Regions from separate parts of the Homo sapiens genome. Here region 1 is linked to region 2. The links are chromatin contacts, found by Hi-C or POLR2A ChIA-PET in ENCODE. All regions are on one chromosome and are shown on one strand. Each heading gives the region's core, a stretch centred on a gene start or an enhancer-like site at or near the end of the contact. The rest is flanking DNA. Distances are from core to core; before and after follow the strand shown.

What was found. Hi-C counts contacts between places; a loop is a spot of excess contacts on that map. ChIA-PET counts read pairs that join two places held with the same protein, here RNA polymerase II (POLR2A). Pooled maps may share reads with other maps.
Region 1: a pooled map shows a loop between it and region 2 (5-fold over the local background). The contact joins two enhancer-like sites. A Hi-C loop is called at or near these places in 7 of 50 pooled maps. POLR2A ChIA-PET finds 5 or more read pairs at or near these places in 4 of 52 experiments (B cell, OCI-LY7, WTC11 and 1 more).

What each region holds. Positions count from the first base shown.
Region 1 is chr12:32,024,622-32,027,815 of GRCh38, forward strand. No RefSeq gene overlaps it. Among named protein-coding and RNA genes, the nearest start is that of RESF1, 67 kb to the left of the region's middle. RefSeq lists an enhancer at 374-668. Within about 2 kb of position 1,395, at least 2 of the 41 ENCODE cell types and tissues checked have a DNase peak (open chromatin) inside an H3K27ac peak, as active enhancers do; they include B cell, where a contact is called at or near this core.
Region 2 is chr12:31,681,010-31,683,965 of GRCh38, forward strand. All of the region lies in intron 6 of AMN1 (antagonist of mitotic exit network 1 homolog), which reads right to left. Among named protein-coding and RNA genes, the nearest start is that of ETFBKMT, 23 kb to the left of the region's middle. RefSeq lists a silencer at 1,438-1,527. Within about 2 kb of position 1,307, at least 4 of the 41 ENCODE cell types and tissues checked have a DNase peak (open chromatin) inside an H3K27ac peak, as active enhancers do; they include B cell, where a contact is called at or near this core.

The DNA.
Region 1 (3,194 bases), core at 145-2,644, 340 kb after region 2:
ATCACTGCACTCCAGCCTGTGTGACAGAGTGAGACCCTGTCTCAAAAAAAAAAAAAAACTTAAAATCTTTTTTTTAATTCTCTCAATTTCAATCTCACTTACTTCTTCTTTCAAAGCCACCACTGTCTGAACCTGGTGCCCTTCCTTCTGATTATAGTTTTCGTTGTTGTTACTGTGTTTTGTTTACTTTTACAATTTTGGAATATGAAAATATCTTTCTTTTGTAACGACAAATATGGAATACAAACATTACAACTTCTTTTTTTGCCCATCCTGGATTAAAAAGGAAATAATAGATGAAATGCCTTGCAAAGAGGACAAAATATTTTGGGGTCTAAAATGTGCTTTGCCCAGGATCTTGCCTTGTAATGATAATGACTCTCCCTTAGTGATCCAAACAAAGGAATGTGGTCAACTGTATGAACAAGGTTCAGTGAAGTCCTGAGTCACATGACAATCTGTCCTCCCCAAGCCTCTGTGCTTCAGAAGCTGGAAAGTCGTTCTACCCTTGGGCACAGGGTACATGTGCAGTAGCAATAAATAGCACCAGGAGGAATAGGAGCAACAAGTGTTACTGGTAGAGGGTCTTGACTACGAGTTGTCCAGGTCCTTGGCATTTTGAACAAAGAATTGAACAAAACGTACGAAGTAGCAGAGAAATGAAATGCAGGAATGAAGCAACGAGAGCAGGAATTCATTAAAGCGAGAAAGCACTTCACAGGGTGGGAGTGGGCCTGAGCAAGCAGCTCAAGGGTGCAGTTACAAAGCTTTCTGGGCTTTAAGTACCTCATTTGAGGTTCTTATCTAGATGAAGGATTTGGTCTGTGGCAAATTAAAGACTGAGGTGAACTGGCGCCCTGTGCAGATAAAGGGATGGTCCCTGCTTCGCCAGGGCCAATCCAAGGCACTCTCCTTTTCCATCCCAGCACTTTGGGAGCCTGAGGCAGGTGATCACTTGAGCTCAGGAGTTCAAGACCAGCCTGGCTAACATGGTGAAAACCTGTCTCTACTGGTGCTCTCGCCATTATTCCATCTGCTATGAGCCCCTTTCTGCATAAAGTAAAGTTTGCCTTGCTAAGAGAATTAAATTTATGTTTGAATGTTATTTCTTTGTAGCACTGGGGAACAAGCATTCTATTTCTAAATAAACATTTTTACATATAAGAAATGGTGGTCCGTACAGGGATACATTTTCCTCTGGGGTGGTCTCTAGTCCTCTCATGAGGGGGTCTCCCACTGCCTCATTGTGGTGGCCTCAGGGGTAGTAAGAAATTGAGACCCATCTGGTGTGATGAATAGACCCGGACTCTCAACAAGGCAGAAGAAACTGGCCAGCAATCTGGAGTAAATGATCCTCACATATGATGTGGACCAGGCGACCTCATGCATGAGCCAAGAAAGGAAACAAACCAGAGGAGCCGTACACCAGCACCTGCCTGGAAACCACATCCTCATCAAAAGATAGAAAGAAGAAAAACTCGAGGCAGCCTAAGAACCCTACCTTGTGCTGCTAACCACCGAGACTGCCGTTCGCACAGCAGAAAAGGATAGACACATCATACCCAAGTCAAAAAAGCGTCATCACCATCAAAGTTATAGGTCATTGTTCCAGGGTCAAGCCCTACCAAGTTAAAGCTAAGAAAACTTTATCTATCTTTTCTTTCCTTTAACTACTCCCCATCTTATTAATGTAACTAAATCTAACTCACCTCAAATTATTACTTTTAATGCCTGTTCAGTTATCACTCCTCTCATACCAAATGACAAAACCAAAGTCTTTGTAGTAAAAGTAAAAAAATCTAAAGCAAACCACAGCAATTAAAACAAGATATCAAGATGTAAATGACTAGCTAAAATACATTAAATATTCTGTCCGCACTCTAAATAAAAGCAATTGTTATGCTTGTGCACACAGTAGGCTAGAAGTCCAAGTTATCCCCTTTCCACTCAGATAGTCCTCTAATCGACAAGGCATGGACTGCATGGTAGCTCCTTTTCTTCTTTTGTCTTTTTTTCTTTTTTTTATCTGAGACGGAGTCTCGCTCTGTCGCCCAGGCTGGAGTGCAGTGGCGCAATCTCGGCTTACTACAAGCTCCACCTCCCGGGTTCAAGCCATTCTCCTGCCTCAGCCTCCCAAGTAGCTGGGACTACAAGCGCACGCTGCCAAGCCCGGCTAACTTTTTTTTTTTTTTTTTTTTTGTATTTTTAGTAGAGACGGGGTTTTACCCTGTTAGCCAGGATGGTCTCGATCTCCATCTCCTGACCTCGTGATCCGCCCGTCTCGGCCTCCCAAAGTGCTGGGATATAGGCGTGAGCCACTGCACCCGGCCGGTATCAAAATCCTGCAGCCTAAGATAGTAAAGTGTGCCAAACTCTCTCTACTATTTCCTAAAGTGCAGTACCCTGAGGGTCAGCCCCCCGAGGGCCATTCAGCCTCCATCTTCCAAGACCAATTTTACCTCGTGTCTCCAACGATAAAAGGAAAATTTAGCGTACTTTGAAGACTTAACATGATACAGCGAGGTCAGGCACTTCCAAAAGCTAACCCATCAGTCCACCCTTATTCATCCCCAAGCGGATGCATAGTAATACTGTAAAAAACCTTTACTAGACACTCTACCAAATAATTAGAGCAGCACTTATGCTCTAGTTCAATTAGCTATCCCTTTTACCCTGGCATTTCATCAATCAGAAAAAGAGAAATTACGACATAAGCAAATAAAAGAAGCCTCAAAAGAAGCAGCCCCTTACAGCTATTTTGATTCCCATGTCTATTCAGATGCAATTAGAGGTCCTCACAGAGTACCAAATAAATTTAAAACCAGAGATCAAATAGCTGCAAGGTTTAAGTCAATGTTGTTTTAGTGAGTAGCAATTAATAAAAATGTAGATTAAATAAACTGCATTTATTACTACCAGCAGCAATTTATTAACTATACCAAAGATGCTGTTAAAGAAATAGCTGAACAATTAAAACCCACAAGTCAAATGGCCTGAGAAAATAAGATAACTTTAAATATAATATTAACAAAGAAAGGTAGTGTTTATATTATAATCAAAACTCAGTGTTGCACCTTTATTCCAAACAACACTGCTCCCAATGGGAGCATAACAAGGACCCTCCAAGGACTTACTGCCTTATTAAATAAGTTAGCAAAAAATTCCAGCATTAACAACTCTATTTCAAATTAGCT
Region 2 (2,956 bases), core at 57-2,556:
ATTCAATGATGTTAGCAAAAATATATCATTATAGAAGATTTAGGGGTACTGATGGTTAAGTGGGAAGAGTAGAAGTGATCTGGGTAGTTAAAATTTCTTCAGCTTTTTTCTCTTTAGTTTATTAATAAAAGCCATTTTATATGAACTATTTAAAAAATTTATTTTTTTTGATGTGATGACTCAAGGTAGAATATATTGTATGAACTCTTGCATTATTATTTTTATTTATTTTTTTTGAGACGAAGTTTCGCTCTTGTTGCTCAGGCTGGAGTATAGTGGCATGACCTTGGCTCACTGCAACCTCTGCCTCCTGCGTTCAAGCAATTCTCCTGCCTTAGCCTCCTGAGTAGCTGGAATTACAGGCATACATCATCATGCCTGGCTAATTTTTGTATTTTTAGTAGAGACAGGGTTTCACCATGTTGGTCAGGCTGGTCTCATAGTCCTGACCTCAGGTGATCCACCTGCCTCGGCCTCCCAAAGTTCTGGGATTACAGGCGTGAGCCACCATGCCCGGCCTCTTGCATTATTATTAATATTAGATCTCTCAATGTTATGATAATTGGCCATTATGCACAAGGCAAAGTCGAGATCCATAAGAGTTAAGTGATTTATTCGATGTTCTGGAGAGATGGCGTGGATGGGATCAGCGTTCGTTTTACTGTATCTTAAGATTTTAGTTTTAGTCTTAGCACTATTATTATTTTATTAGACAGCAAGTCTCAGTTAATGTTGTGCAGGCTGATTTCAAACCCCTGGGGCCTCAAGCGATCCTCCCACCTCAGCCTCCCGAGTAGCTGGGACTATAGGTGTGCACCACCATGCCCAGCTAATTAAAACAATTTTTTATAGAAGCAGGGTTTCTCTATGTTGCCCAGGCTGGTGTCAAACTCCTGCATTCAAGCGATCCACCCACCTTGGCCTCCCAAAGTGCTGGGATTACAGGCATGAGCCACCGCACCCTGACACAAATAACATTTCAATATCTCACTTTCCTATTCTGTGAAATCAGGGATCAGAAAAATAACATTTTAAAATGTGATGGAGTTGGCTAGGGTAATCAAAAAAGTGTTCTGTGCTAGAAATTTGGAAATGCTTGGACAAACGAAGTTAAACAGTTTCTTAGCTATAGTATTTCTCAGAGCCTTTGACAAATTAACATTCATAATAGTGGCATGTTGCCCTTCACAAACTTTTTGGACATATAAACACTTTTTGTTTTATGTTATGGCACACCATGTAACTGCAGTGAATCTGAAGGATTTCAGGGCAGAACAAAGAAAAAGATGTGACCACAAGGTGGCAGTGGGACACAACAAGCTCTCTTTGGACAGCGCTTTGACAGGTTTGTATGCCGGGAAGTCCCTCACAGCATGAGACCTTCCAAAGGCAGCGACAGTGTAGGGCGGCCACTACTCAGAAGGGGGAGGGTAAGAGAATTCCTGGAGGACTAGAGAGAGGGTGTATGTGTCATGACGTTGTTTAGCAGCAAGATCGGCGGGGCGGGTGGGGGGGTGTCTCTGGGTTACAGAGCTCCAAAGGGCAGCAGTGATTTGGGGTCTTTTATAGCCTGGGGTTTTTATCTATGGATAGTAGACGTTGAGTGTAGTTTGCAGGGTATGTAAAGCAGGTGGGCTCTAGATAGATGGCTAATAATTTGGTTATTTAGGCTATACTTAAACAATTGGATGTGTAAACATTTGATTTGGTGATGATGGGCTTTTGAGCTAACAGTCCTGGTTGCTGTGAAGAAGTAAACAACACAGGGCCCCAAAGGTCATTTTTAGATCATGTAACGGTAACACCTAGTCCAGCATTTACCAACTGTGATCTTCCAGATCAAAAATATTTTTATTCCAAATATTTTGAACTCCTGCCATTTCAATGTCTACTTCCACTACTTCTGGCAGCCACACAAAAATATAAGAAGTGATTTGAAAGGGGTATGCTATTCTTTTTTTTTTTTTTTTTGAGACAGTGTCTCACCTTGTCACTCAGGCTGGAGTGCAGTGGCACAATCTTGGCTAATTGCAACCTCTGCCCCCCAGGCTCAAGTGATCCTCATGCGTCAGCCATCAGAGTAGCTGGGATTACAGGCGTGCGCCACCATGCCCAGCTAATTTTTGTATTTTTAGTAGAGAGGGGGTTTCACCATATTGGCCAGGCTGGTCTCAAACTCCTAATCTCAAGTGATCTGCCTGCCTTGGCCTCCCAAAGTGCAGGACTACAGGCGTGAGCTACCACACCTGGCCAGAAAATGATATGCTATTCTTGCTGCAAATGTTGAAGTTGACTGATAATTTTTCTTTACCATAAAGCAGTGGTTCCCAAAGTGTAGTCTGCATATTCTGTAGTCTGAGACCCTTTCAGGGTTGTGAACTGAACTAGTTACTTTTCTCATGGAACACCATTTTTACTTTTTAAAAGAATGATTGATATGGTTTGACTGTGTCGCCACCCAAATCTCATCTTGAATTGTAGCTCCCACAATTCCCATGTGTCGTGAGAGGGACCCGGTGGGAGGTAATTGAATCATGGGGGCAAGTCTTTCCTGTGCTGTTCTTATGATAGTAAATAAGTCTCATGAGATCTGATGGTTTTAAAAGGGGAAACCCCTTCTCTTGGCTCTCATTCTCTCTTGCCTGCCACCCTGTAAGACGTGCCTTTCGCCTTCAGCCATGATTGTGAGGCTTCCCCAGCCACGTGGAACTGTGAGTCCATTAAACCTCTTTTTCTTTATAAGTTACCCAGTCTTGGGTATGTCTGTATCAGCAGTGTGAAAACGGACTAATACAATGACTACAGTGTAAGGTTATTCTTATTTGAGTACTTGGCAGACTATTTCATGAAAATAGAAGAAATGAGGCTGTCATTTCAAAGAAAACAAATGACAGAATTTGTTGTCAGTGATAAAGCTTTAGCTTTCAAGTGAATTTTGGAAGCCTCGTAGCTGCCA